7 separate regions of the Homo sapiens genome follow, and all the other regions are linked to region 1. A link is a loop called in an ENCODE intact Hi-C map of the cell type or tissue named here. Cell type or tissue: OCI-LY7. All regions are shown on one strand. Region 1 overlaps PCDH9 (protocadherin 9). Region 2 overlaps PCDH9 (protocadherin 9). Region 3 overlaps PCDH9 (protocadherin 9). Region 4 has its middle 210 kb from the start of LINC01052. Region 5 overlaps PCDH9 (protocadherin 9). Region 6 overlaps PCDH9 (protocadherin 9). Region 7 has its middle 7.9 kb from the start of PCDH9.

Region 1 (4,000 bases):
CATTTTGTACTGTAAGATTACCCTCTTCAAGAGATCTTGATGTTCCTGTTGCTCATTACTTCTATGATAGTTCTTAGAGGATGAAATTCAAAAGTTTTTCTTTTGACTTCAAAGTTTATGGTGTGAAATTAAGTATTGTTCTTTTCTGCCTTGGAAACTTTCCCTATGCTTTCCTTTCTCCTTAATGGTTTTTTGTCTGTACTTTTCAATATTACCCAAATCGCAAGCCTCTTCCAAAGCCCATCTTGCTTATGCGGGCTTTTCTAACACTTCCTCTTCTATACACTATTTTCTTCATTTAATGTTTCTTTCATTTAAGACACTTTCATTCTGTCTTCTTTTACAACTATTTGTGCACTCCCTTTATACTATTGACTCAATGGATTTCATCTAATCATCTTCTGTCACTAATGCCTTAAGCAACTGCCTTCATTCCTATACCTTTGATCCTCCTCATTGATGTATTCCTAGCTTTGTAATAATTAAACAAACTATTTAGAACTTGTGTCCTATTTATTTTTTGTTTATGCAGACTGAGCTGTCTCAGTATTCTTCAGCTCTTCCTGATGAATAGAAACCACGGAAGGGATATGTGGTTAGGCATCTTACAGAAAAGTGTTTTTCTAATTTTTAAAGAAAACTTAATTAAGGAGAGATATGCACAAAGTGTTAATATATATTATGCCTGAAAGTAGAAGTGGAAAGCTCATGTTAGCTTATAACTAAAAGTTGATATTAATAGATGTAAGTATTGAAGCCAAAAAGAGTATGGGAGAGTTACCTTCCTTTGTGATGTGGTTTTGTATCAAATACTTCACCAATAGTGCAACTTTATCTAATCTAATTCAGTTTGCTATTATTACAGAAACCACTGTCTGAAAGTCATCAAATTATAGAAACTTATTGATTAATAACAATAATTATAGCCACCTTACATTTATATAGCACTTGCATATTTTCAAAGCATCTTTTTGAACTATTACCTCATTTCCCTTCCGAACACCCCTGTTGTTATATATATGGCATACATAGCAAGACATTCATTGTAACCACATGCAAATTTTTTATATGAAATCATTAATGTGCTCTTAGAAACTTACTAATTATGTAGGAAAATATATTACCTATGGTAGCTGTGTAGGAAAAATCTATGGTCATTTTAAAAATAAGGTAATGTTGCATTGAAGACCAATAGATTCAATACACAGGTGTTATCAAGCACAGAAATTATGCAGTAATATATGCCATATCAAGGAAACACAAATGTATGTATCTAGCCACTAATATATGCTATCCTTATAAATTCTGCTTTCATTTTCAAATATTGAGCCTTAATTTTAATGTATAAGATGAACCCCATTTCTCAGGGAATTTAGCACCATTACAGGCTATTTAAAAAAGACTTATACAGCCCTCTAGTGTTCCAAAACTAGAGACCCCCAATACAGAATACATTCAGGCATGGCTAAAGTTGTCCCTCCATTCACCTCCTTTAATGTGGAATCACTGCTGACAATACTACTGCTAGCAGCCCATATTATTTAAACTACTAAAATTACAGCGTTGGCGGTGGAAACGGAACTGTTCTCACTCACATCACTAGGGAAAAAGCGTGGAGTACATGACAGCTTAGAAACTGCCTTCATGGGGGAAATGTTCAGATAAATCAATTTTTTTCAGGAAAAAAATTAATTTGCTGTGTACTTATTTAAATAGCTGACTGAAGAGTTTATTATGCTTGATTGCAGGCCTTCAGCAATAGTTATTGCCTTCTTTTCCTTTCCTCCCTCTCTCCCAATGAATTTCCATTGACAGAGCCTACAGCTATCCTCTCAGAAATCATATAAAACCTGACATTGCTAAAAAATTAACCTCAAAAAGGTATCTTCGGGTGTTGACTTTCAAATCAAATTTTAATAGACAACCGCAGGCTGAGGGCTCATTCTTTATAATCTGATCACTAAGCAAGATTCACGAGCTGTCCCTGGTCTGCAGATGGAGCTGTTGACAAAACAGTACTATCCACTTGAGAAAAAGCAGGGCACAGACTTGAGTTTTATTGAATGTTTCTTGTCTTCTTTTTTATTTTTTAAAGACTATGCCTCGAGATATATCCTAAGTATTATCTTTTCAATTAAAAGAAATCTATCCTTTGAAAATTAAATACAGCTACTAAATTTGATGAGCATTATCTTAGTTACAGAATTGGACCACATTAAACCTACATAAATAAAAGCAAAGACATATGCCAGTAAAAGTGCACATAAATAAACCATGCAATAAGAAACAACTGCACAGAAATAAGCATTATGTATTATTCTCTTCTAAATAAACACAGTGCACTAAGTTATTTAACTTCTAGTATTTAAACAATACTTTTTTGATGGAGTAATGCAGTTTTTTTTGCATTTAAATAGTTCATCATCACGATATAGCAGGTAGGTGACATAAGTTCCTTAAGAAAATCTAAGTATGATATAGGCAAATATAGAATTGTCTAATTTTAAAGTTAGAAAAAAACTTCGAGGTAATCCTGACAAGGATTGATAGATTTTAAGTCTGAAGACTTCAGTGATGATTCAATTGTTCTTCAAACAAATACAAATGTAACCTATACAAAAGGTTACATTTGCTTGATATTAGGGTTAAAGAATCATAAGCCATCTTCTGCTCTCAAGAAGCTTACAGTGAAGGTGTGTAACAGACACACTACAAGGTTTAGTACAGAATAAAAAAAGGCTATGAAAACAGAGGGAAAGGCTCTAACCATAGCACACGTGGTATGTCAGAAAAGGCAATTTTAAAAGTCACTTAAACTGAAGTTTTAAGATCACCAAAGGAAATCATCATTTTACAGAAGTGGAACCTGAGTTGGCAAAGTAGTCCAGAGGATAGATGTCAAAATCAGGGTCAGAAATAAGTTTCCTGGTTTTATTCCCTGAATTCTTTCCACAGGAAAACATATTTCTAGGTGAAATATATATTAGTCTCTACTGAGAATGGAATTAAAGAGTCCCTGTGAATAATCTAACTACATGCTAGAATGCAAGCAAGACCTCTGTCCTCAACCACATCTCATGAACTGCCAGCAGTGTCACCAGCGTAAGCCTGAGACATATTGCACTAAAGTTTTAAATTATGTTAATATCCCCTTAAGTTTTAAATAATGTATTTTACCTAAACGTAAATCATTTTATTTTGTAAATTTTATTTATTTATTTATTTTATTTATTTTGAGATGGAGTCTCACCCTGTAGCACTGGCCAGAGTGCAGTGGCACCATCTTGACTCACTGAAACCTCTGCCACCCAGGTTCAAGCGATCCTCCCACTCAGCCTCCCAAGCAGCTGGAATTACAGGCTCCTGCCACCATGCCTAGCTAATTTTTGTATTTTTTAGTAGAAATGGTGTTTCACCATGTTGGTCAGGCTGGTCTCGAATTCCTGACCTCAAGTGATCCTCCTGCCTTGAACTCCCAAAGTGCTGAAATTACAGTCATGAGCCACCGCACCCGGCCAACATAAACATAAATCATTTTAAAGTGCTATGTACTTCCATTGACATAGTTAGAATAGCAGAATACTGAATTTCTTTTGTTATGGAGTACTTAAAGTATGCTAATAAACAACATCTAGTCCAATGTATTGTCAAAATATCTACTGTCTTTTGTTTCAATGATGTAAGATTGGACACAGTTAAATTTAAAAATACTTGATTTTTTTACTATTATTTTAACTTTTAATGTGATAAGCAATAGAAAAAAAATAAACATAGATGCCTTTGCCTCTGAAAATTATTATAATACCTGTCCTGATATCTCAGAAGAAAAATAAACTTAATCATTATAATCACCATTGAGAAAATGAACCCACGTATTTTTTACCTATTGAAATTGAGCTCTTTAGAAGAAAACAAGAACAAGATAAAGAATACATGCCTTATATTTGTAAAACTGTATTGAATACCAAAAATATTACATTGTGTTTACAAATTTCATATT
Region 2 (4,000 bases), 530 kb after region 1:
ATTACCGAGACATGACCTTTTGCCAAAAAAAAAAAAGTAAATTCTTAACCTATAAAGGCTAATCGCACTTCCAAAAATTTGTAAGAAATAATCTGTGAAAAATTTAGTGACACATGAAAGCTTTATAAAATAGAGTGAATGAGGAATATGATTTACAGTGTTTCCTATGTTCTTTGCAGGTTAACACAAGGGAAAACAGCAAGGGGAAAAATATCAGACAATATAGGAATTGATGTACCACAAACAAATTCATGATGAAAACATCAGACGTTATGTTTTCGTTATACATACAGTATAAATGAGTGAAATTTAAGTTTGGTAAGCTTTTAACCAAGAATCTTGCATTTTACCCACATATCAATTAATAGCATAAAATGAAAAGATGGTGTGAGCAATAGTCGTCACACAACTAAAATCTTCACAGATTGTATTTTTTTAAATAAATTCCTTTGAAAGTTTTTGTAGCAAGAAATGTTACTCTTTCAAAATTGTGTAGCTTCAGGAGCACATTTTATATAAAAGCCACTAGTTAAAAAAGTTTTTACTTTTTAGCTTAACTAGAACATCTGCAGATAGCAATCATACAGTTCAGTGAAAACAAATTTTTAAAGAGTAGTATATATTTGATGTCGTTCATTCATAGGAAATATGCTTCTTTTATCCAAAAAAATGTACATATTACTTTGTATATCACTACCACTTCTCCACCGACTTCTATCTCTTTTCTCCAACATCACACTATTTCTTTTTCAGCATGAAAACTTTTAAAAGGTGTAAGCAAAGCCATTTTAATAGCTCTTTATCATAAGAGTGAATTACCTAGTTCCATATGAACATTGGAATACCCATAGGAGAACTGCAAAGTGACACATGGTCACAAGAAATTTCTAAAACGCACTTTAGTTCCAGTTAGAGAATTACTCAGTATCCTATTTGAAAGATTACATCATACAAAGACTTTTATGACTGACTAAGCCTCAAGAAAAGATCTCTTGCATACTTTGCTGAAATGCACTTAACATTTATGTCACTACACTATATATAGGTTCAACTTTTGGGGAGGTCAGAAAAAGTGGATCTATACATCAATGCTAATATCACCACGTATAGACAGAAAAAAAGATGATGCTGGAAGTATATCAGTACATTTCTTTGGAAAGAAAATGTCAGATTTTACATGAAAAAGTTTAAGTCATATTAGTTTCTCAACATAATTATGCATATCATAAAATACCATGTGTATTGTGAGTAACCATAACAGAAGTAAATAATTTAAAAAATTTTCTTTCTGTTCATTAAGAGCAACTTTTTAATCAAACTCATTTAGTTTCATAAATTACTTTTCTTATCATAGTTAACTATTTAACTTTTAAAAACCTTTACTAAGACTGAACATTTTTTAAATTTTAAAACATCAACCTCTTTTCAAATACTAACAAAGTTAACACAAAAATTAAGTCGTTCTAACTTTGACTTATATGTAATAATCTCATAGTCTCCTTTAAAATTCTATACTGATTAAAGTCCTTTCTTCCTGTGTATTTAAGCTGTAAATATTTGTACTTTTAAAACGCTCTACTGTTTAATATTTTACTTTAAGAATGGAGATTTTAGTTGTATGGTAATATGTATTATACTTGATGTTCTGGGAGTATCTGTATGACTCATTGTCAAAATTACTCTTATAAATATTTTATTACCATGAAGCCTTAAGTCCTTCCAGAGCAATAAATGATAGTTGGTAAGGGGGAAACTGTTTCAATAAAACATCCTACTTCACCCCACCCTCAGAAAATAAAAACTCTTGATTCTCCAAAGACTAATCAATGATAACTGTTGATACTGTTCTGCAAACTAATTTTGCTTTACTTGATTTTCTAAAATCTATGTGTTCCTTATTTATAAACAAGTACAGATGGGCCATCACCATAGGTGAACTCCATATCGACAAAGACAGAACTAGCATTACGAAATCCTAGAAAGTTGGTGTGCTGAGAGCTAATCACAAAAGAGCAAGCGAATGAACTTAAATGCTAGTTGCTCCAGAGCAACTATCATTAAATAAAAGGTATCTTTGGCTGTACTACCAGCTTGATCCTTCCCTCCCCCTTCTCCTTGCTACTGCGGGATTGGCACCTGGCCAGCACAAGCGACATGATACCCTAGTGCCATCTACAGGCTATTATCGATATTCAAATTTTGTGGCAACAGACAAGCACCAGTGAAATAAATTAGACAGCGCTGCATTTAAATCTTTATTAACAAGGAATTATTAGACCTAAGAAAAACTAATTCTGGATTTGGTTGAAATATGAGTTTCTCAGCCTCTTAATCCCTCTTCATATGGCATATTTCACAGTTTAAAATGAGTTATGACAGATCACTTATGCATTACTAAGATGAGAGAATATTTACAATGGATTCATTCTTTTCTTTTTAAATCAGTTATATTAGGCAGCAAGCATTCTTTTTTTTTTTTTTTTTGAAAGAGTATTTGGCCACTGCGGACACTAAAAATCTTTCTATTAAGTACCGAATTTAATATATTACAATAAAATAATTTGAAATCAAAGAGAAGACTTCCTATATGGCTTAGTTGCAATCTATCAACGATCATGTGCTTCACAGCTGATGTACATTTAATATTCTACTATCCTGTTTAGAGACTAAAAAAAAAATTAACCCCTTTAGCAACCATAGCTGCAACATAATTGCAGTCACACCTTCAAAAGTCATTGAAAACTTGAGATTTGAAGGTGACTTTTTAGATCAAAAGGTAAGGTGAAAGTCTTGAAGCAGTCAATTTGGAAACCCCCAGGAGCAGAATTTGGCATATCAGGACAGGTTTTTTCTTCTTCAGCAAACATTATCTTGGGACATTTTGGAATAATTTTCTCTTTTCATCTTTTGCCATTTGAAGGAAACTGAAAGGAGAAAATATTCTCAGAACTCAGAAATTTCAAAGCTGTTCTAAAAATTCTTGACTGAGCCCCAGAGGAATAGAAAAGGGGTCAAGTTTTTTTTTACCTCTTTCTAACTAAGCTAAAGTTAGACCAAAACAATAGACATACTGGCACGTTAATACTGGTTGACTGGGCACTTGTATGCAGTACTTATAGACCAGTAAAAGTGCTCGTTTACCTGTCTGGTGTGTAAGGGGCCCTTTGTCTTGAAGCCTCCTTGGGAACTGCACTCTGAGGCACTGAAGTGATCTGAACTAGTGGAAGAGCGTTTAGAAAGGGTGTCACAACCCCCAACAAAGGTGTTGTCCAAAGGGAGTTCCTGAATCACGTGGTGCTTTTTCACGGAAACTGGAGTGTCTGGTTTGAGATGAAAAGCAGGCTGTGGAGAAGCAGATTTGTAGTGCTTGGCCAGGTCAGGACTGTTAGGCTTGAATGTTGTTGGAGGTGCCGGGCCCCAGTCAAATCTTCCTATACTTTGCTCCTCCAGTTCAGCCGGCAGGCTTATTGTCCCATTGATAGGTTCATGAACTGCATCATCGGGTTTGGACTCTTCGATAGTAACAAAGTTCAAAAGAGAGCTTTTGGGAGACTTCCTTTTCTTTCTTTTCTTTTTCTTGTTTTGCTTGTTCTCCTGGTTTGGGGACATCCATTCGGCACCTTGCTTGCTCCTCTGAGCTGCTTTGAACCTTGATGCATGGCGACAGCGCACCAGAACGGTGACGAAGATCACAACAATGACCACCATGGCACCGGCGATGATGGCAATCATGATGGTTAGATAGTCCTCATTTTGATAGGGTTGGCTACTATCCCCTATGTTCCTGTCCAACGGGGTCTCCATAGTCCTGCGGATCAAGTCATAGATATAGGAGGCATTTCCAGCAGTGTCGTTAACATAAAGGAATACAAGCACAAGCGTGTGCAAAGACTTAGGGTACCCCAGGTCACTTATGTTGACCACCAAACGATGCAATCCCACATCAGTAGGTGCTGGTTTTTCTTCCAGAGTAATGTTACCTGTTACTGGATCAATCCGG
Region 3 (4,000 bases), 300 kb after region 1:
GATAAAAATGCCTGCCTTAGAAGACAAAAAATAGCACAGAAGAGAAAACAGGCCACAGAATTTCCTCATTAAGGATCTTCTAGGGCCAAAGTATATCATATTGTCTATCAGTTGTCTTTATTAGCATGTAAATCAGAGATAAAGAGTGAAAGTGTTGCGTCACTTCAAGCTCTGACTCCTAAAAAAAAAAAAAAAGATCCTGAATGGACTACATCTAAAATGTAAAATAGCAGCAAAGAAGAAAACATGTCTGGCCATACCATATGTGAAGGAAATGTTTAACATTAAAGTTAAGACAATAAAATTTAAATTTCCCATGAAATGAACTCTAGAGGGGACAAAAAATAATTTGCAATCTTCATAAAGTGACTCGTCTCATGAAACAGAAGTATTGCTAACACTAGTTATCATTTCAGTGATTCCACAAAGAATTTCCCACTAAAAATACTTAGTTTTTATGTCATGGAATACATAGTCACCATTTATGAAATATATATTTAAAAGAATAAATGAACATATATTAAATTTAAAAACAATTAACCAAGAAAATGGTTGTATTTATTTTCCTGAATTTACCTGATATTTACTTGGGATACTGAATATGAAAACGTGACATCAATAATTCTAACTTCCTAAAAAATATATTTGCTGCTTGTAAGAGTAATCATTTCAGAAAGCAAAATTATTAGTATGATGATAAAATAAATGAAAAGAACTTGGGTAGCTTCTCTGCTTTTTACCTGAAGCTTCTGATTTACTTTGAAGGGACAGGGAATGGGGAGGCTGAATTAGTGGACCTCCCTACCAACTTGCACAAAGATGATGAATAGGGAAAAAGATTCAAAGTTTTGGCCACTATCATACCATTTACTATTTACTTTATCCTCCTCATACCTTGGTTTAAAATGCAGGACAGGCATACAAAAGCTAACAAGGGTGGGAGGAAAGCAATCAATGAGTGAATAAGCTGTGAAATAATCTGGTAAGAATCCTGATTTAGAAAATCATTTTTTAAAATTACGTATCTTATAATCACACGAAAAATATTTTCAATGGCTTGAGATAAATGGGATCAGAATTCTATAATCATTCAATTATATTAAGTCCCTTTAGTGGCTAGAGGGAAATTGGATTTGCTGATTGATTGATCGATTGATTGTCTACGGCATTTGCATCAGCCGAGATCTAGTTGGAATACAGAGAGCCCGTTAGTTGTTTAAACAGAGAGAATTTAACATGGGGAATTGTTAATTGTTGGAGGACTAAAGGTACAAATAAAAAGTGAGAAAAAGAAAGAAAGAAAAAGGACACTGATGTAGCCTAGTAATGAAAAATTGCGAGAAAAACTAGAATACCTGTAGAGCTTAGGAAACAGAAGGAAGGATTTCGGAGTTATCAGAGACTAAAAGTCTGGCACAGAGCCCTATGGAATTGGGACTCAGCCTTCCACGGAGAGGAAACTGACTGGCGACTCTTGGTAACTCCAAGAGAGAGTGATGAAACTGATTCCAGGAATGCAAAAAAGAAACCAAGAAACTGGCACTGCAACCAGCAAATGGCTGCTGCCAGGATGAAGTGCCATTGCTGCGGCAACCCTGAAAGGAACGGCCTGCAAAGCCGGACGCAGTAGCTCCCCTCACCCCGCCATTCGGTCTCCCTCTAGCGTGCCCTACTGGCCAAACTTATTAAGAAGCCAGATGGCAAAGCGGATATGCAGAGCGCTGAGACTAGCCCGGGGAATCACAAAGCTGGTGGGTTTGGAGCTGAAAGATAACAGCTTAAAAACTGGCACTGACGTTGAATTAAGGAAATTAAGATGTGATAACTGATAAGAATTCTTTCATTCTAAATCATAATATTATTCTGTGGTAAAAACAAGCTGAGGTACTGACTCCAGAAATAGAGCTGAGCCTGTCCAGAGGCTAGATGGCTGGGGACTTCTGAGAGCAACAGAAAAGATGAAAATGTTCAAAGCACAATTTTGTCATCTGATCTCCTTTTTTGAGTCTCCTTTGAAAGAATCACTTCCTCGGTGCTTCAGTGACATTCTCTATAAAACTGTACTGACTTTTTACCCTACTCTACGCTATATATAAATATAAGCCAAAACCACATAGGACCTGGCTATATTTGGTATGCCTCATCTATCATGGATAGTTAATTTGTGCATTCATCTTTTAAAACTAATAATGAATTTCTAAAACCTTTTAAACGGGCTTAAGTTTTGTAATCCATTTACGGAACATGCCTGCAATGAAAAATTAATTATTAAACAAGAGCCTTGGGAGGACATCAGCGGCCTTGTCACCCACGCACTTGATTGATAACATGTCAGTTTCCAGACCACGGAGGGTGCTGACAGCTCTCAAATTTAAACCCGGAAGGGTAATGCTAAGCATGTCATGGCATAAGTCACATTTTTAAATTATTTTTTATTAAATGTTAGATAGAATAAATTCATCCATGCCTCTCAAACTCAGCCTGATTAAATGAGCTGGCACTCTTTCAAATGTAAAGCATGGTTATGGCTTCTCAAGGGCATCGGAAAGGCTGAAGCATAAGACACGGTAAATACAAAAGGCAAAAGAGGTGGACAGTGATATATTCACAAGCACCACGGGCGAAGTGAGGTTTTTAAAAATGCTGAGGCTAACAAAACAAGGGCAGCACGGTCCCCAAATGGTAAATGCACCTGCAGTGAGAGACTCTGCTTGAGTGCTGGTGCATAAAAGTGTCCACCACTAAGGGAAAAAAACAACAGTAACAACAACAAAACCCTAAGAAACAGAAAGGAACAGCTGTAACCAATTTTCAAACCCTAAGTTTTGAGGTTGGGTTAGGAAGTTAGAATTGTTCCATGTTTGTGTCAGTTCTACCCTTTAATTTCACAAAGTTAAGATGGTTTTCTGTGACTATAAAAAAAGAAAAGAACATCTGTTATAGTGTGTCTTCCTGTAGCAAAGACTACTGCTTCTTGAGCTTTTCTTCTTTCAGGCAAACCTCAATCTCATTCTATAAAAAGATTGAAAAATTATGTATATCAAATATACTCGAGCAGTTCAGAGAGAACATATCATCTGCATTACTGCTGTCTAAAAATCCTCTGATATACTGAATTCAAACTAAAAGAACCTAAATGAAGAAAACAATAATTTACTTAGACCCAACTGGGTCACAATATTTGAAAAATGATACAGATTATTTTCTCTGTATACTATGAATTATTGTATTAACTTCATTTATTTTTTTTCAATAATTATTTGCAATTAATTCGGCTGATGGGCTAAACTCTCCAGAAGATACAAATATGTGAACAACACTGTCTAGTCTTGCAGAGCTTTGTATTTAATGGGAAGATACAGTAAAGGAAAATGTTCTGTCTTATCTGAGAGGCACAAGGAAAGTGCTATGTAAACTGAAGCTTGGGTTCTCAGAAGAGGTTTCATTAAGAGAATATCTTACCAGCGGGACATTTTATTGAATGTTACTATTTTTCCAGGTAGTTGGAGTACATTGGTGAATAGTCACCACTCTCTGCCCTTGTGAAGCTTGTATTCTAGTGAGTACAGACAAGTAATATTCAATACACAGTAATAAATATGTTATATGACATGTTAGAACATTAGTGTTTAAAAAAAAAAGAAAAAGCACAGGATAGTTGGGATTCTGAGTTCTTCATGCTGGGAATGAGTGATTATAGTTTTAATTAGGGTGGGTGAGGTAGGCCTCACAGAGAAAGAGATATTTGAAAAAAGATTCTACTACATTCTTTCAACTTTTAAACTAAATAAATTTAATTGTTAAAGAATAAGTAATTTGATATGTGAAGAATTTTAATAAGCATTGCTAGTGTGAGAGTGTTTCAAGAAAGGAAATAGCATCAACATTATAAATTAAGTTTATGTGTATGCTCAGTGCCTAGTACCAAACTGACATACAGTAAGCACACAAAAATGTTTACTGAATAAATGTACAAGTAAACTGATAGTATTATGAAATC
Region 4 (4,000 bases), 1.0 Mb before region 1:
AATATGACAAACTCTTAGGAACTTAAGAGTCTGCAAAATAGGTATTCTGATTTCCTGGAATATACCTCTTCCTTTTTCTATGATTTCAAATTTCTGTTTAAATGTCATCTTTCTGCCTATGCAATCTAAAGAAATTTTAAAAATCACTATCTCAAAAGAAAATCACTACCACGTCACTTAATTCCCTACATAGTGCTTAGTGCTATCTCGCATATGACACACATACACATGCACCTGTATACATATATAATTTGTCTGTATCTCCATATTAACATATAAGCTCTTTAAGAGCACCACATCAAGTGCTTTAATTGCATTAAGTACAAATGAATCCTGGCCATGTAAAACAGTGACTGGTAAATAATATTCATTAAGTAATTACTTGTTTAATAAGCAAATGAATTGATAAGATTGAATATTAATTATTCTAATATTTTAGAATTTTATATAATTGGAGTAACCAGACTAATTCCATTAAATTTCACTTTAAGTTTCAACTCAAGCCAACCATATCTGGAAGAGATTCTTTTTTAAAGAATATTGGAAAAATGTACTCATTTAACAATATTTTACAACTTCTAGTACTGATGAATTATTTTAAACATACTTTATTGCATTCACTGAAAATAAGGTAGCCAAATTACATTCTCATAAATACAATGTATCAAAATATTTAAATATTTGCTTGAATATCCATATTATTAGCTTCTTACAACCAAAGTTGGTTTCAAAATCCCTTTTGCTTTAATATTTTCTTCTGGCTAACATTCATCAAGTGTTCTTATACATTGTACTAGCACATATTTTGCATTTATCAGAGTTCTATGTTTTTTCCTAAATAGATTTGCAGGGCTAGAAACAACTAGAGATTAAATAGCAACGTGAAGGTATTGTAGAATAAAATGAAAAGTGGCCACCCACAATCAGAATTGATAAATTTAAATTATGTCACCTAAATGCAAACTACTAGTAAATATGCTAGTGTATCACAAACAGAAATTAATTCAAATACGTTCTTCTAGAAGATACTTGGCAAACATTGGATGTGATTTTCCTATGACTACCTGTCTTCATAAACTAAGTGTAAGTTTGAATTCTCTGCTCTCTATATGGCTTAGCTTTTTCTATCAGGGCAATGCCAATGACATGTATTTCATGATATAAAGATGATGAACATTATGAGTTATTTTATATAGTGCTCTCAATCTTTATTGATATAAAAACACATTAGTTCTAAAGCTTATCCGCAACTCAGGGCAATTAAGTGGATCTTCCTACAGTTTTAAATGAAGTATTTCTGGCAATTAGCAGATAGAAAATGATTTTTTTAAGACGCAGTGACAGCAGTAGAGGACAAATCCCTTAATGCTATGAGAAAGCAACAGTGTGCATGTAGTAATTTTTTAAATGGCATTAATACTGTTAATCATTTTGACCTATCTTCATTGACCTTCATAGTTATACTATCTAAAATTGTTATCCAATTGTTAAATTTTGTTGCTGTGAATTGCTCAAAAAGTAAGCTAGATGGTGCTAGAGAACACCATTCCATTTACTATGTGATAATATTTATAACCTATTTCTTGTTGATAAGAATGACTGAAAATGTTGAGACCCATTACATTAATCTGAAATTTAGTATCACACTATAAATTTAACATAAAGGATTTATAAAGATATCAAACTCAATAAAGGTACAAGATTAAGAGGAAGTATATATTCATAAGCTTATACTAAAGTATAAGATATCACAATCCCAAAATTATAGAAAGTCTATAATAAATTTTTATGGCAAATAATTACTATTATTTTAATAAATCTACGGCACATGCATATTTTTATCCTTTTGGGATAACTTTTTTTTCTTGCAGATGTTAAAAACTGGGTGATATGGTTTAAATTGCTAAACTACAACTGAGTTATGCCAAATATCTATTTAGATCTTATCTAGAGCTCATCTTAATATTGCTATTAACATCACTTACACTCATTTCTTAAGGAAAACTAATGTTCGAATTAAAAATAACATTTTTTTAAACAAAAGGAGTCCCTTTTGGTTTAAATCAGATTTGTGTAAATAAACTAATCAATTCAAAGTTTATATGCAGAGTTATGCCTATCAAACTTTTTCCCTTACATATTTTATATATCATTTATAATGTCATTAAATTTTCTTTCATTATCTAATAAGAAAATTTCCAAAATATGGTGCAAAGAAAATTTAGAAAGATTTTTAGAGGTTGGTGTATTAGTTTACCAGGGCTGCCATACAAAATACCACAGACTGGATGCCTGAAGCAACAGATATTAATTTTTCCACTTTTCCGAAGGCTAGAAATCCAAGATCAAAGTATTGCCAGGATTGGTTTCTAGGGAGACCACACTTTTTGGCTTGTAGATATCTTCTCATTGTGTCCCTCTGTGGCCTTTTTCTCTGATGACACAGAGAGCTCTCTGGAGTCTCATCCATGTCTTATAAAGACACCCATCCTGTGGGATTAGGATCCCACTCACATGACCTCATTTAACCTCCTTAAAGGTTCTATCTCCATATGCAGTTAAATTAGCTGTTAGAGGTTCAATATATGAATTCTGGCAAGACACAGTTCAGACGAAAATGGATGCTTTTGAGTCATCCTTGAGTCCTGATGTTAGGACTGATGTTTAATCTCTTCTGATTGAGCTCTTACTTACTCAGGTTCAACTGGTCTCTACCAGTCAACACGGATTTCCAGCAAAATTTCTTCTCTGGAGGGTCATGGACTGTACACAGCTTCCTTTCTCGTGTTCTTCCTGTACTACTTTCTGATCTTAATGACAGGCCTATTAGGACCTACCCATTTTGTTAGCATGTTGCTGTCCTTGCAGAACTGAGAAAACCTGTCTCTGTGACGGTGCTCTTAATTCTTTCTTTCCAATTATAATTTCTCATCTACTTCTAATCCAAGGCATGGGATACCCTGTAGTTCAGATGCCATGAGTAATGTGGGCACAAGGAACTTTCCAAACTACATCTTGAGAAACATGAGGAAAGCTACATTGCATGAGAAGTTTCCCAAACCTAATGAGTGATCCAATTGCCCTTTAATCTGAATTATGATACTACAGTGAAGAGAACCAACATAATTTTTACTGACCTTTTGTCTCTATTCTCACTCCTTGCTTCTTTCCTTTTCCTACATAAACTTAAGGGCATTATATTTCCTCTTCAAATGTTGGCTGTTTCTTTAGTCATTATCTCTTTCTTGCCTGTGCTATTGTTTATTTGAAACCATATTCCCTTTTCCCAGACACTGAGACTCATCTGCTCATCTTTATTGGAGAATATATCTGGTAAAAAATAAGGGTTGTCAAGAAGGTAAGTACACTGTGGTGTAGATGGTGGATTCAAAACATATTATGTTGAGTATCAATCTTAAAGTATAGTATAGCAGACAATTACTACTAAACGTTTGCTTTATTTTTTCATTAAGTTTAAGCCCTATTCAATTTTAATTGAATACATTATGCTAAATTTTCTCATAATACTCTTATCCTACTATTTTTATGTTTTTTTATAATATCTGGTCTTACCAAATTTCTCACTGCCTAGATTAACATTTTTAGAGGATAAAAACTAAGTAGATCCTGCACACTTATTCTTGCATTATTAAATTTTTCTTTTGAAATAATTATAGGTTCATAGGAAGTTTTAAAAATGTACAGGGAGGCGTTTTCTACCCTTCACCCAGTGTCCCGCAGTGGTACCACATTGAATAATTACAGATAATGCCAAAACAAGAGAATTGATATTGGTTCCACAGAGCTTATTTACATTTAATCAGTTTTTACATATATTACTATGCATAGGTAGTGCAATGCAACTTTTTACATGCATAGATGTATGCATTCACCACCACAATTGAAGATAAAGGACTGTTCCATTACCTCAGGGATCTCTTGTGCTATACCTTTATGGCCAAACTCACCCTTCTCTTAAGAGAGGTCCCAATCTCTTAAC
Region 5 (4,000 bases), 200 kb before region 1:
TGAGCAAAGCTAAACAATTAAAATCTCAGAACGTGTTCTAAGTAAGCCTTTTTTCTCATAGGTAAAAGTTAAATCTGGATAAATGTATTTCCTTAGTTAGAACTTTTTGTGACATTTCTTTGCCCAGCATATCTGTCCCTGCTTCAGGCTATGCTGTTGAGAATGACAGCTTGTCTTAAGTTAGTCTACCAATTCTTTTAGCTAATTAAATCCTCAGTTTATAGAAATGAGATATACTCTCACTTTGATTGATATATACATTATTTACTGGCTTCTTAGCTTCTTAGTTTCTCCTGAACATCTGTTTTAAACTAATGCTAAACTTCAGTAAACTCTTTCACTGCCTCTTACAAAATAGGCACTTCTTTTGCCTCCCCTCTTTAAATGAAAGCACACTTGGATAGGATTCAGATATATGGATTGTGTTTGATAAGTCCATAGTTGTTCTTTTTTAAACAGTGGTTAAGGATCACTTGGCTTAAAGCACAATAGGAAAATTTAATAAGAGCCTGGTTTTCGCTGAAATTCTCTCGTAAATTTTGCCACCTAGAACGGAACAGATTTTGGCCAAGGAAATGGTGTGTGTGTTGGGTGAGGGCAGGAGATATTGTGTGTGTGTGTGTGTGTGTGTGTGTGTGTGTATGAGAGAGAGAGACTGTGCTCAGTGAATATGTAGTGAGGAACTACAGTACTGTGATCAGCGAGGAATGTAAATATCCCATATTAGAGCGTTAAGTGACTTGTTGGTTTCCAAGTACAACACTTGAAAAGCTGATTATCTTCTCTTTAGTTCGTATACTTTCCACAAAGTAGCTGGCATTGATTTGAATTGTTTGGGTAATACTTAACTATTTTGAGAGTTGAACTTGTACACTGTATCATGTAAATGCAATTCCTTTATTCCTTTTGTTATATTATCACTTTCTCAGTTAAGCTTAACATAGCATATGTGTTTTTCTCATAGAAAGGTAAGTTTTTAATGCAGGTTTTTATTAAACAATCATTGATTACTTGTCATGGTCCATTTCTCTCTTCCTCTTTCCTTTAGACATATGTTCTATTAGTCACACCTAGTGCAGGTACTTTGGGTTAAGCTGATTCCACATCGCGGGACTGTGATACTGGTAGGCCCCATCTCCTATTCTCTAAACTTTGCATCAATGAAATTGATTCAGGTCACCTAGACCTAAGCCATATGTGCATGGCATTCCCCTGGCCACAAAGTTTGGTTCTCAAATGGGTATGTATGACTCAATTTGGATCAATGAAATGAGGGAGAAGATTTGTGCTCGGGTTTCTGAGGAATAAACTCCCTTAAAAGAGATCTTAAAGAGAAATGTCACAGAAAAGATACTTGCTGTTTGTCTTCTGTTGTGATACTACTTTTTCATGATTTATATTTATAGTTGTTGTGATTTGTTGTGATTGACACAATCAAAGTTTAAAAGATTAGCTGTTGCTATTTACTTTCATGGTTATATAACATGAGATAATAAGGTTCCTGAGTCTACCAGCCTTGTCTTACATAGACAGAAATCTCAGTATCATTCAACTTTTTCTCCAATCAATATATATTAAAGCTTTCTGAATGTTGGTCATTCTATCCTTAGCATTAAATAGGTACACACACACACATATATGTAACCTAGTTAATGTTTATATTTATATATAATAAATATATATAAATATAAACAAATATATATAATGATTTTTATATTTATATATAATGATATATATATGTTTTAAAATGGGTTCAATAAAGGAATGATGAATACATGGGTGGATGTTTTGCAAGTGGCATTAGAGAAAAACATGATGCTGGGTTAGTAACAGTGTGAGCTGTCAGAAAAGATAGATGGCTTTGCTGGTCATGCTATAAATAACCACCAGGTGCCACTCAGAGATGGTGGAAGCCTCATTTTGCATGACAGCCATTGATCAGCTGCATGACTAAGATGCAACCTTTTGTGACACCACTTGAGGAGAAAAGGTTATGTTTCACATTTAAGCTTTGAATAATAAGGTCAGGATCAAATTAAATGAATTTCTCTGGCGAATACATGAAATATACACAAATTAATACAACAAATTAGATACATTGTTACAAAGAAAAGGTGAGCAAGCTGGAGCTAAGTGCGATCCTGGGACTTTGTCCTTCTGAATATTTTATTAATGAGGTGACTATCCTGTCTCATTAAAAATATCCTGAGTGAGTTCTCACCACCTGTGGGAAGACCCTAAACTGCGATCTAGACTAGAATACTACAGAATAAAGAAATAAAATAATAATAAACATGTTTCCTATGTGACTATAAGCTTATTAGAGCATATTTCAAAGGAATGCAAAATATTCAGAAGAAAATCAGATAATAGGAATTCTTACATTTACATCTTTTTGCAGACTTGAAGTAAATCTCACATTTGTTATTTGGAGGAAAAGTTCATCTATATTTTATGTCAGTGTGGCAAATGTGTTTTTGTGGCATTTGAATACTAGCCAGCAAGTCTCTTCTTTTATGAGACAAAGGAACAAATTATGTTCCTAACTTAAACTTTCAAAGCAACTGCAGATTGTTCGCAAGGTTCTATTCTTAATAAATTCTTTTATTACAATAACAGTTGTATTAGTAAACTTAGCACATATCTATATGTTATTTGACATACTTGAGTTAATAATAATCCAAATGGTTTCATATTTTTGAAATTATTCACTTATATCTCATGCAACCACGGTAATTTAATTGGCTACCATAAAAATTATTTTAAACCATGAAATGTGATTGGTCAACAAAAAGCAGAATAAATGCAAATAACTGAACATCATAAGTAGTTACCAAGGAGCTGCCATAACCAAGGAAGTTACTACAGCATACATTTAAAACATTGTGTTATCATGGAAACTATGTACTCATTCATTCAACAATTATTAATTAATTTCTTACACTGTGTTAGGCACTGATATAATCAAAGTTTGAAGGATTAACTGATTTATAGAAACAGCTCACTTTGTCAATACTTTTGTTTTTCATAGAGTCACACTATGGGTGAATAAACCATTTAATCAATGCTCAAGGCCTATGATGCCACATATATATTTAATAATGACTGCAATACTAAAAAGGTTTAATAACATTTTCAATATAATAATAAAATAATTATGACAATATGATGTTTCACTAATGATAACAATAGCAATATTAAACCATGATTATGTTGAATAACTGGTTCAGTTACATTTTTAAGACTTATGAATTAAAAATAACTTTATGTTAATTTATCAATGGGGAAATAAATTGTAATAGTTGAAAGAAAACAAAATGTAAATTTTCACTCTATGAGAATGCAGAGATGTAGAACCTGAGTAGAAAAGGAATCTGGTTGGCTAAAGAATAAGGTCAACAAAGTTACTTATCAAAAGAATTTTCGATGTAAAGAATTTCTATCAAAAGGATTTTCTATGCTTTTAAGATGGCAAAACTTCAGAAAACAGTAAGCTCTCAGATTTCAGGACATGATATTTTATTAACTGCTAATCATTGACAAGATACTGAAACATTCTACCACAGCATGAAATAGTAGGAATAGACAAGGTTTACACGGACAACAAATCACCAAGCCTGACAAACAATGAAATGCAAATCTAATGGAGGTAGCTTTTGATTTTGTAAATAAATCATTAAATGATTGAAATAGCTGTCTGAAATTTGCCATGAGTTTGAGGAGATAAATATATCCTGACTGCACATCAGACTTACCTAAGTTAATTTAAATGTGTGCTTGTGACTCTCTCTCTCTGTCTCTCACTCTCTCCATACCCCCACCATTCTACTGCCAACAATTAGACCAGAAACCAGAAACTCTGGGGTACACACCCTTTAAGGTATGTACATTTTAAAAATCTTTATAATATAGATAAATTTAAAGCATATCCAGTTTGTGGGATATTTCACAAGATAACTGACCTGGTTTCATCAAAATATCCATTACATTAAAAATTGTT
Region 6 (4,000 bases), 71 kb before region 1:
ACCATGCACCCAAATCTTACCAAGCATAACTATAGCCACCAATTATCTGAGTGTGTCACAAGAAATCCTTTCCTCTCCCTTGTTTGAGGAGGGCTGAGTTCCGCAGTTTCACCTTAGCATTCAGCTTATGATAAGGAGTCCGTACAATCCCCCAAGACACATTTTTGTCCCAGCCTCAATTCCAAGCTTCAGGTCAAAGCCCTAGGAAGGAAAACTGCATCTAAGGAATCCAGAGCCACATGGTAGCAGAGGTTAAAAGGCACAGCACAGGTGAATGTGGCTGATTCCTGCTGATTAAGCCAACCCCAAGCTTCCTGTTTCATGGATAAAGGCCACGTTAATATCCATGGCATAAATGAGGTCTAGGGAACTCCAAGGCTACTGACAGTAGGTGGGAAGGAGATATAGGTGAGAGCAGATAATTCTGTTCCTTTTCTCTAGGCGCCCCCTGATTCATGGGTGCAAGCCACTTTTGCACTCATGGTGGCACCTGCCAAGGTCGTCAGAACTTGGGAATGCAAGGATGGAAGATGGAAAGAGGGCACTCTTCCCTGTCTCCCTCACATACCCCGGTATCTGGTAGGAAGAGAAGAGAACCACGGATGCCTGCTACTCTCTTTCTAGATGGGTAGCCATCATCTTCCGTCTGTACCTCTTCCGAATGCATCCTAAACCCTTGGGACTCCTTTAAAAATGCTTTCTTTTTCCTTTCTTCTCTTTAGTTCTCTCTTCACTAGTAAGTAATTGTGTCTCTGTACTACAGGACACTCCCCTCAGATGCATCCTCCAAACTGGAAAGAGTTAATTTCCCAAACCTTAAACTGGTTGACTTAGGATTGGGCTCAGGTGAAGGGAACCCAGAAGCCCAACATGCCGGCAAAACAGTAAAGTTTTTTTAACCAGTCAGGCTTTTGGCTTTCCTCTCCCTGTGCAAACTGGTAAAAGGCCTCGGAATTTTTGATCTGTCCTTACCCCTCCCCTTGTTTTGTTTTGATACTTTTTTTCTAATAACCCGGTTTGTCTGTTCTTGCCTTCAGGCCATCAAACTCCAAACAGTCATGCAATTGGAGCCTCTGATGATGGCCCCATCTGCCGGGAACCCTTAGATAAGCCCCTGAGGGACCTCAGACTGCCGTTTCCACAAAACGGCGTCCCCTGTCAGCAGGAAGCAGTTCTTCGTCCTTAACTGCAGTTAGATGTACTTCTTTAGAGGGAGGAAGGAGACAGTCAGGTGGGAGGGGGTCCCTGGGGAAACTCTAGCCAGCCTGCGCACTGAGTTGGAGCCTCGGGAAGTTCATGTTTGTAGCAGAGAGGAGCCTGGCCCCTCCTCTTCCTGGGTGGAAACTGGGATTGGAATGGCTGAGTGGGAAACACTCTAGCAAGCTACTCTGGCCTAGTGAGAGTCCCTGTTTCCCCCCTTTATTTTCCTTTTCACCCAATAAAACCCTGTCTGACTCAACATTCAAATTGTCTGCGAGCCTGAAGTTTTGTGGCGGTGGGACAAAGAACCTCATCTTTAGCTGAAGTAAGGAAAAGTCCTGCAATAACTGGACATTCTGTATCTCATCTGGCAGCCTAACTTTAGTGTTATTAAAATCCGAGCACTCATGTATTTGTCAGCCACACTAATATGCGTAATTCTCAATCACTGGCAGAAATACATGTTAAAATAGCATTAAGGTAAATTTGGGGGAGTTTAGACAAATTACTATGGTTTCTTAAAAAATTTCAAATTGTTTTGAAACTCTAGATAATTTTATGTATTTATTAAGGTGCATATGTATGTTTGTATGTATCTAAAGATAAAGATATTAATTTGATATTATGAGAATATATTCTTTATAATTAGTAATTTTATTTTCTGTAATATAACTTTATTTTGAGGTATTTAAAAAGTTAATTTTATACTTCTAAGAGTTACTGATATCAGCAAGTTTCTTCATTTTTAGATATAGCTACTGATTTACATATCTATTTATCTATCATTTTTACCACTCTCAAATTACTATAAACACGGATATACAAATAATACTTTTCCCCCATAGGGAAGATTACATATCCAGGGTTAAGTAAATGCCATTTCTCTTTATTACTTCTTGGAAGAATGGATCACATGACAGCAGCTATGGAAATGAGATTCCATGCAGTACACCAGGGAAAGTTGACATTACCCTTACTTTACACTAGGAGGCATAAATGTTACTATAGATTTTTCCACCACACTAAACATACTACATTTATGATTCCTTAAAGAAGCTTAAACATGATAAAATATTACTAACTTTAAAATTTTTATAGTAAACAATATTCAAAGATAATTCTTTTTTTAGAAATAAAGTCACATTTGAGATTGACAGCTTCTAGCAGACAAAGCTATGTCCTTGCTTGTTTTATATCAATAGCTTAACTACATTAAGTAATATTATAGAAGATTATCCTGTGGTACCCCCTTTTAAAATAAAATGGTAGTAAAACATTAAAGTGTACGGTGAAAAGTTAATATTGAAGAATTCCTTTAAAATCATAAAGTGAGCATAACTGCTTTTAAGAAAAACAATGAACACACTGTAGCAAAAACATGTTTTACTATTAATTTTATTAGTCTTTAGAAAATGGGTGTTTTGGAGCCCCATCAGGCATGGTAAATACAAAGAAAAAATTACTTAAAAATAATTTTTAAAATAAAACTTTTAGAATTTGAAACTAACAATTTTCTAGAATTTTATTTATTTTTTAAGTGTGTAACACTGATTTTATAGTTCAAAATTCACCATGGTCATTTTTTAAGCTTGAAACTTTGCTAAATAATTAAGATACATGTTTTGCTGCTTCTACAACTTTTCAGTACCTATTGATAAGAATAATGATAATTAAATGTAGTAATTTTGTAAATTAAGCCTGCATTATATGCTAGCAAACCTGTGGCTCTGAGGTCAATGAATTAGGACCTAGGTTAATCTGACTCCATAGTCTGTGTTCTTAATCGCATTTCTACATTACTTCCAAAAAATCCACCATTAACTATGTGTAGAGCTCAAATATCCCTGGAACTTTCAAATAATTTTCTGGCTGTACATTCTTAATTTTTTGATCTTTGCTCCCATCCTGCCCCCACCTCTGCCTGGCCTAAATATAAGGTTGCAGTGATTTCTTTCTTAACCTACTTCTGTCTCCTCTAATTATCATACTTAGAATTTTATTCACTTTCTATGTTGTCAGTTTTCAATTTCCAATTTTCAATCACATTTCTAGTTCCAAATAATCTTGCCCAGCAGCTCAGACTTTAAAATTAAAATAAAAAGAGTTAATTCCTAATCTGATTTTATTTTATATTCTCTTTTTTAATTATGCAATTTTCCATAAATCTTGCAAATCAAAGAAATACTCTCAATTTTTCCTTTCATCTCCTATATCCAAATGAAATTTATCCTAGACTTTCCAAAATTCAAAATCTGGGCCCAACCTATGTCTCAATCCATTTATTCTGTTCAAGTAAGTGACAATTCATTTACCGTCACTTACTTGAACAGTTTATCATTTATTGAGCATCTACTGTGTTTCAGGCCCTTTAATTTTTATAAGAATATTTTCAGATATTAGTAGGCTCATTTTGGTGGTTAAGTATCTGAGACTTAAAGACCATGTTGACACTAATTTTACATGGATATGCTCTAAAGAAACTGAGATTTTAACTTCTATGCCCTACTGGCCATGACTTTTTATAGGACAAAGAAGGCTACATTGCATACAAACACACACACACATACACACACAGACTTTACTTCAGTAAGATCTATTCATCCCATGTCACTTGTTTAAAGTATCACTTTATCTATAGAATCTTTATTGATTCTTTATCCAAGGCTTATTCTATGCTAAAACCCACTCTTTGTATGCTTACTAGTATTTATTCTAACACACTAATTTTATTGGTATCTAGTACTTTCTCTCCTACAAAAATCAGTGTTCCTTTTTTTTTTGTCTTTTTTTATGGTTTATA
Region 7 (4,000 bases), 550 kb after region 1:
GGGATGAGGCCAACTTTTCAGTATAACAGATAAGTAGATTCTAAAGACCAGGTGAAACTTCAGGTAAATACCACAATTCGTTGAAAAAGGTAGAAGTGAGAATTACATAAAATAATTGCAAAGCATGTAAGGGAGAAATTCATTGTTAAAAAATATATTAATCAGCTCATTCAAACCTATTTTAAACAACCTACTATATTAAAAAAATAAAAATTAAAGATATGTGCTATATTAAAAAAAATCTTACTACCTTGGAAATATTTTCTACTTTGTGAATACCCATCACAATATCTCTTTTATGTTTTAGATTTTAAATATTTTGCTTGTTACATTAATCTTAATAGTTTGAATGCTCACTAGCAAGTAAGTTCTTGATTACATAAATGTACTACCAATCTAGTTATTTTTAATCTTTATATTGGTTCAGATTGTTTATTGGGTTTATTATTATAAGAATGACATTATGCTAAAGTTGACTTCTTGATTTAAATAACATTCTAGGGTATTTACTGAACCTGATTCCATGTTTCTCAAACTTTAATGTGAGTAAAATAGCCCAGAGATCTTGTTAAATTAAAATGTAAGTTCTGTTATATTAGCTCTTCAATGGGAGCTAAGGTCCTATATTTCTAAAAAGTTCCCAGGGGATACTAATGGTATTGATCTGTGGACCACAGATAAAGTAGCAAGGACCTAAAAGGCATGTTAAATACAAAGTATCATGGCTAAAGGGTGAGAGTGGGAAGCAAAAGCAGAAGGTTAGAGAAAGAATCACCCCTACCATTTTATCATACAAAGGTTAGTTTTGTTACCAAGCATTCTTTTGATGCTAGTACTGCTCAGAGGGTCAAGGAATGTATTTATCATCCGCATATTAATTTAATTTAGGTTGTCTCTTTCTCTCAGAGATTAGACATCTAGAGCTAAATTTTAGTTTTACTTTGAACTAGGAATGACGAAGAGGTCTCTTTGGAGCCTGGTACTCTTCAGAGGAAGGCAAATTACATAGAACAGACCAATAAGCCTTAGGGCACTTGCTGAGCAATGTGGGGTACCAGGTCAGACGGGGTTGGAAAGTGTCAACAGGAGGTAATAGAATACATGGTGGACACATTTGGGTCATCTCCAAAGCTCATGAGAGTTTTTCCTTCTTTGGAATCTATATATATCTATATATATATACACACACACACACACACACACACACACACACCCTATATATATATACACACACCATATATATGTACACTATATATAGATATGCCATATATATATACTACATATATACCATATATAGATATACCATATATATACACAAATATATATATTACTTATTTAAGCAAATTTATATCAAGTCCCTAAATTGCCAAATCAAAAATTAAAATATCCCTGGAGTTTATTTCTACAGACCTAGAGCAATATGTCTGTACAAAATATGTTACAATTTATTTTTCCAATGTCCAACTTAAAAATTGAAGAAATAAATCTCTTTTCCAGCCCTTAGTGACAAATGTTTTATCTTTATGGAAGGCACAGGGAAACTGCAAATCAACAATTTGTCCTGAACTTGATCATTTCTGTCCAGTCTTATTTTCAGAAAAGATAAGATTCATCAATGTGTATATTAGCACTTTTATGTTTTATGATAACATGCAGTATATTCAGTATAAAACTCAAATGTATATTATACCTTTATCATTTCTACAATTTAGTAGTTAAAAATAACTTCACCCACCCACAAATTTTCTGACAAAATATGATTGCTCTATATTCTGTTATACACCTGTGGCTCATTTGGAATATTCATCAGCTGAGAAGATTAAAACTACGATTACTTCAAATAGAAGGTGAAAATCTCGCTTGGTTCTAATAAAGCACCTATAATGTCCTTCAAATCTGTAGTTATAAACAAGCTTGAAAAAAATGTAATTTATGTGGTTAGTTGCTAAGATGTCTTTTATTCTGGTTACCACAGTCTCAGTAACTTACTTTAATTCCTCCAAAGAATACAGAGCACATGTATATTATATTTTAAAGATTTTGGGTAAACTTAATTGCTCCTGAAAACTAGCAAATTAAATTGCAATAACAACCTAAAAATGAGCAAAAACTTGTTGAATTAGGTTAAATATGCATTCAGAGAAAAACAAGAATCCTAAAGAAATATTGAATACAAGAAAAATTAGTTTTTAACTATATAGTATTTAGCTCTATTGAGTGTCATTTTAAGAGTTAGTGCCAAAATAATTCTAAGTATGGTAAACACTGCCATCTAGAGGACTTTTATTGTAATGCAGAGCAAAACAAAAATACCTAAAAGTGGGAAATGTACAGGCCTGTACTGTAGTTTTGTTTTTTTAATAGATTTCTCAAATCTGACAAAATTATATATTTCAAGAAATTAGCTTAACTGCAACAGTAATTCATTAAGGAATTATTTACTATGATTTAGAGTATCAATACTAATACATTGTCAAAAAATTATTTGAAATTTTTTTATTAATCATGATGTTGTTATACTTGTCAGTAATCTAATTTTGATATTATAAACAAACTATCAAATAAGATATATAGTCATATTCTTGTGAGATATAAATAAGAGTCAATAGCTAGAAAAACCAGAAATACAATCATGTTTATATATATATAATAATAAATATTTCTTTCATGAAAGCAACTAAATTACCTGTACTATTCTTATTATTTCTTCCTATCTTTCCTCTTTCAATGTGAATATTTTTCAGTCCTGTTACATTAACTTACATAATGTGCTGATTTCCAAGGTGGTGGCTGGGCCTCTGTGGGGTTACTCAGGACCTACAAAGGTGTTAAAAGAGAGGTACCTTGCTGTGTTTGTTTCCTGTTTAAATAGAAATACTAGCACATATACAGTTTCCATTGTCAAAAATCAGTGAACAGGAAAAAACATATTTTTTTCTATGACAAATTTTCCAGGGACCAGTAGTATCTATTTTTAAGTGAATATTAGACACATTTATAGTAAAAAATTATAAAATGTTGCCTAATCAAATTTATTTTTACATGCTCCCTAAATTTCAGATAACTAGTGGAATTTGTGAAACAGTCTACTTCTTATGAATTGTAACAAATGTTATGTGTATTTGAGTTTTTTTAGATGACTAGGATTTTATTTTAGTTTTAGTATCTTTTTATGGTAGCCCTGCACTTAAAGAGCTAGAGATTACAAATTTAATTCTGTGCTTAGAAAGAAAAAGTATAGTGTAAATTTCAAATCAATTCAAATAAGACGGATATGTAGCATTAAAATGTAATTCTGTCAATTTCCTATAAAGCTGTGGAGATGCCTATTTAAGGGTGAAATCTCTGACAAGTTAAAGTAATTTTTCTTCTCATAATTTGATGTTTTAATTACAATGAATATCCATAAGAATCTGACACAATTTTATTTGATTATAATTTCACATTTATGTAAGAATTACAGAGTTGATGATAGTGATGGAATTTTGACTAGTATAGTCATCATCGTATTGAATCTGGTGTTTCAATTGTACATGATTACTGAGGAGAAAGGAATGAATTAAATCATTATCAATGAACATGCCTATAATAACTTCTGCTTTATTAGAGACATAGTTTTGTATTATTTTTATCATACATATATATAATATACATGTATGATCACTGTGGAAAATATATATGGAAGAAAATAGGATATAAGAGGAGTAGAAAATGTAAAATTTTTAAACATCTCTGAAAACTTCTTAAATTTGATCCTTGCTTGCTTTTTTACTAAGAAAACTTTCATGTGTAGAGAAATAGTAAAATCTTCTCTATAGATTCAACAATTTTAAATATTTTGTCCAATTTCTTTGGTTCCTCTTTCACATATTTGCTCCAACATTTGAAAGTAAAGTATAGGCCAGGCGCCGTGGTTCAGGCCTATAATCCCAGCACTTTGGGAGGCCGAGGCAGGCGGATCACGAGGTCAGGAGATCGAGAGTATCCTGGCTAACACGGT

Evidence for each region. Hi-C counts contacts between places; a loop is a spot of excess contacts. Peaks named below come from ENCODE experiments on the same cell type or tissue, not always from the same donor. Only the 100,000 strongest peaks of a DNase experiment are listed, where the experiment ranks them.
Region 2: a loop joins it to region 1, with 10 times the contacts of the local background. A loop is called at or near these places in 37 of 110 quality-filtered maps.
Region 3: it touches region 1 in a loop (6-fold over the local background); 7 of 110 quality-filtered maps call a loop at or near these places.
Region 4: a loop joins it to region 1, with 6 times the contacts of the local background. A loop is called at or near these places in 6 of 110 quality-filtered maps.
Region 5: it touches region 1 in a loop (6-fold over the local background); 3 of 110 quality-filtered maps call a loop at or near these places.
Region 6: a loop joins it to region 1, with 7 times the contacts of the local background. A loop is called at or near these places in 8 of 110 quality-filtered maps.
Region 7: it touches region 1 in a loop (9-fold over the local background); 36 of 110 quality-filtered maps call a loop at or near these places.

The regions. Positions count from the first base shown.
Region 1 is chr13:66,687,821-66,691,820 of GRCh38, forward strand. The region is part of intron 3 of PCDH9 (protocadherin 9); the gene reads right to left. Among named protein-coding and RNA genes, the nearest start is that of PCDH9-AS2, 140 kb to the right of the region's middle. In OCI-LY7, CTCF peaks have their summits at 1,394 (motif pointing left) and 2,015 (motif pointing right); DNase peaks (open chromatin) are centred at 1,431 and 2,001; H3K27ac peaks cover 811 bases.
Region 2 is chr13:67,222,264-67,226,263 of GRCh38, forward strand. It overlaps PCDH9 (protocadherin 9), which reads right to left. Exons shown (of 5, transcript NM_203487.3): 2 at 3,142-4,000. Among named protein-coding and RNA genes, the nearest start is that of PCDH9, 6.1 kb to the right of the region's middle. In OCI-LY7, CTCF peaks have their summits at 2,175 (motif pointing left) and 2,375; a DNase peak (open chromatin) is centred at 2,128; H3K4me3 peaks cover 3,497 bases; H3K27ac peaks cover 2,912 bases.
Region 3 is chr13:66,992,723-66,996,722 of GRCh38, forward strand. The region is part of intron 2 of PCDH9 (protocadherin 9); the gene reads right to left. PCDH9-AS4 (PCDH9 antisense RNA 4) reads left to right here. Exons shown (of 3, transcript NR_046637.1): 2 at 3,500-3,559. Among named protein-coding and RNA genes, the nearest start is that of PCDH9-AS4, 3.8 kb to the left of the region's middle. In OCI-LY7, CTCF peaks have their summits at 1,680 and 1,880; DNase peaks (open chromatin) are centred at 1,669, 1,999, 2,719 and 3,429; H3K4me3 peaks cover 3,084 bases; H3K27ac peaks cover 4,000 bases.
Region 4 is chr13:65,655,402-65,659,401 of GRCh38, forward strand. No RefSeq gene overlaps it. Among named protein-coding and RNA genes, the nearest start is that of LINC01052, 210 kb to the right of the region's middle. In OCI-LY7, CTCF peaks have their summits at 1,514 and 1,716; no DNase peak of the experiment used is centred here.
Region 5 is chr13:66,490,778-66,494,777 of GRCh38, forward strand. All of the region lies in intron 4 of PCDH9 (protocadherin 9), which reads right to left. Among named protein-coding and RNA genes, the nearest start is that of PCDH9-AS1, 190 kb to the left of the region's middle. In OCI-LY7, a CTCF peak has its summit at 1,920 (motif pointing right); a DNase peak (open chromatin) is centred at 1,904; H3K4me3 peaks cover 803 bases; H3K27ac peaks cover 1,386 bases.
Region 6 is chr13:66,616,726-66,620,725 of GRCh38, forward strand. The region is part of intron 4 of PCDH9 (protocadherin 9); the gene reads right to left. The region is part of intron 2 of LOC105370247 (a long non-coding RNA gene); the gene reads left to right. Among named protein-coding and RNA genes, the nearest start is that of PCDH9-AS2, 210 kb to the right of the region's middle. In OCI-LY7, CTCF peaks have their summits at 2,190 and 2,394; a DNase peak (open chromatin) is centred at 2,166.
Region 7 is chr13:67,236,210-67,240,209 of GRCh38, forward strand. No RefSeq gene overlaps it. Among named protein-coding and RNA genes, the nearest start is that of PCDH9, 7.9 kb to the left of the region's middle. In OCI-LY7, a CTCF peak has its summit at 2,268 (motif pointing left); a DNase peak (open chromatin) is centred at 2,272.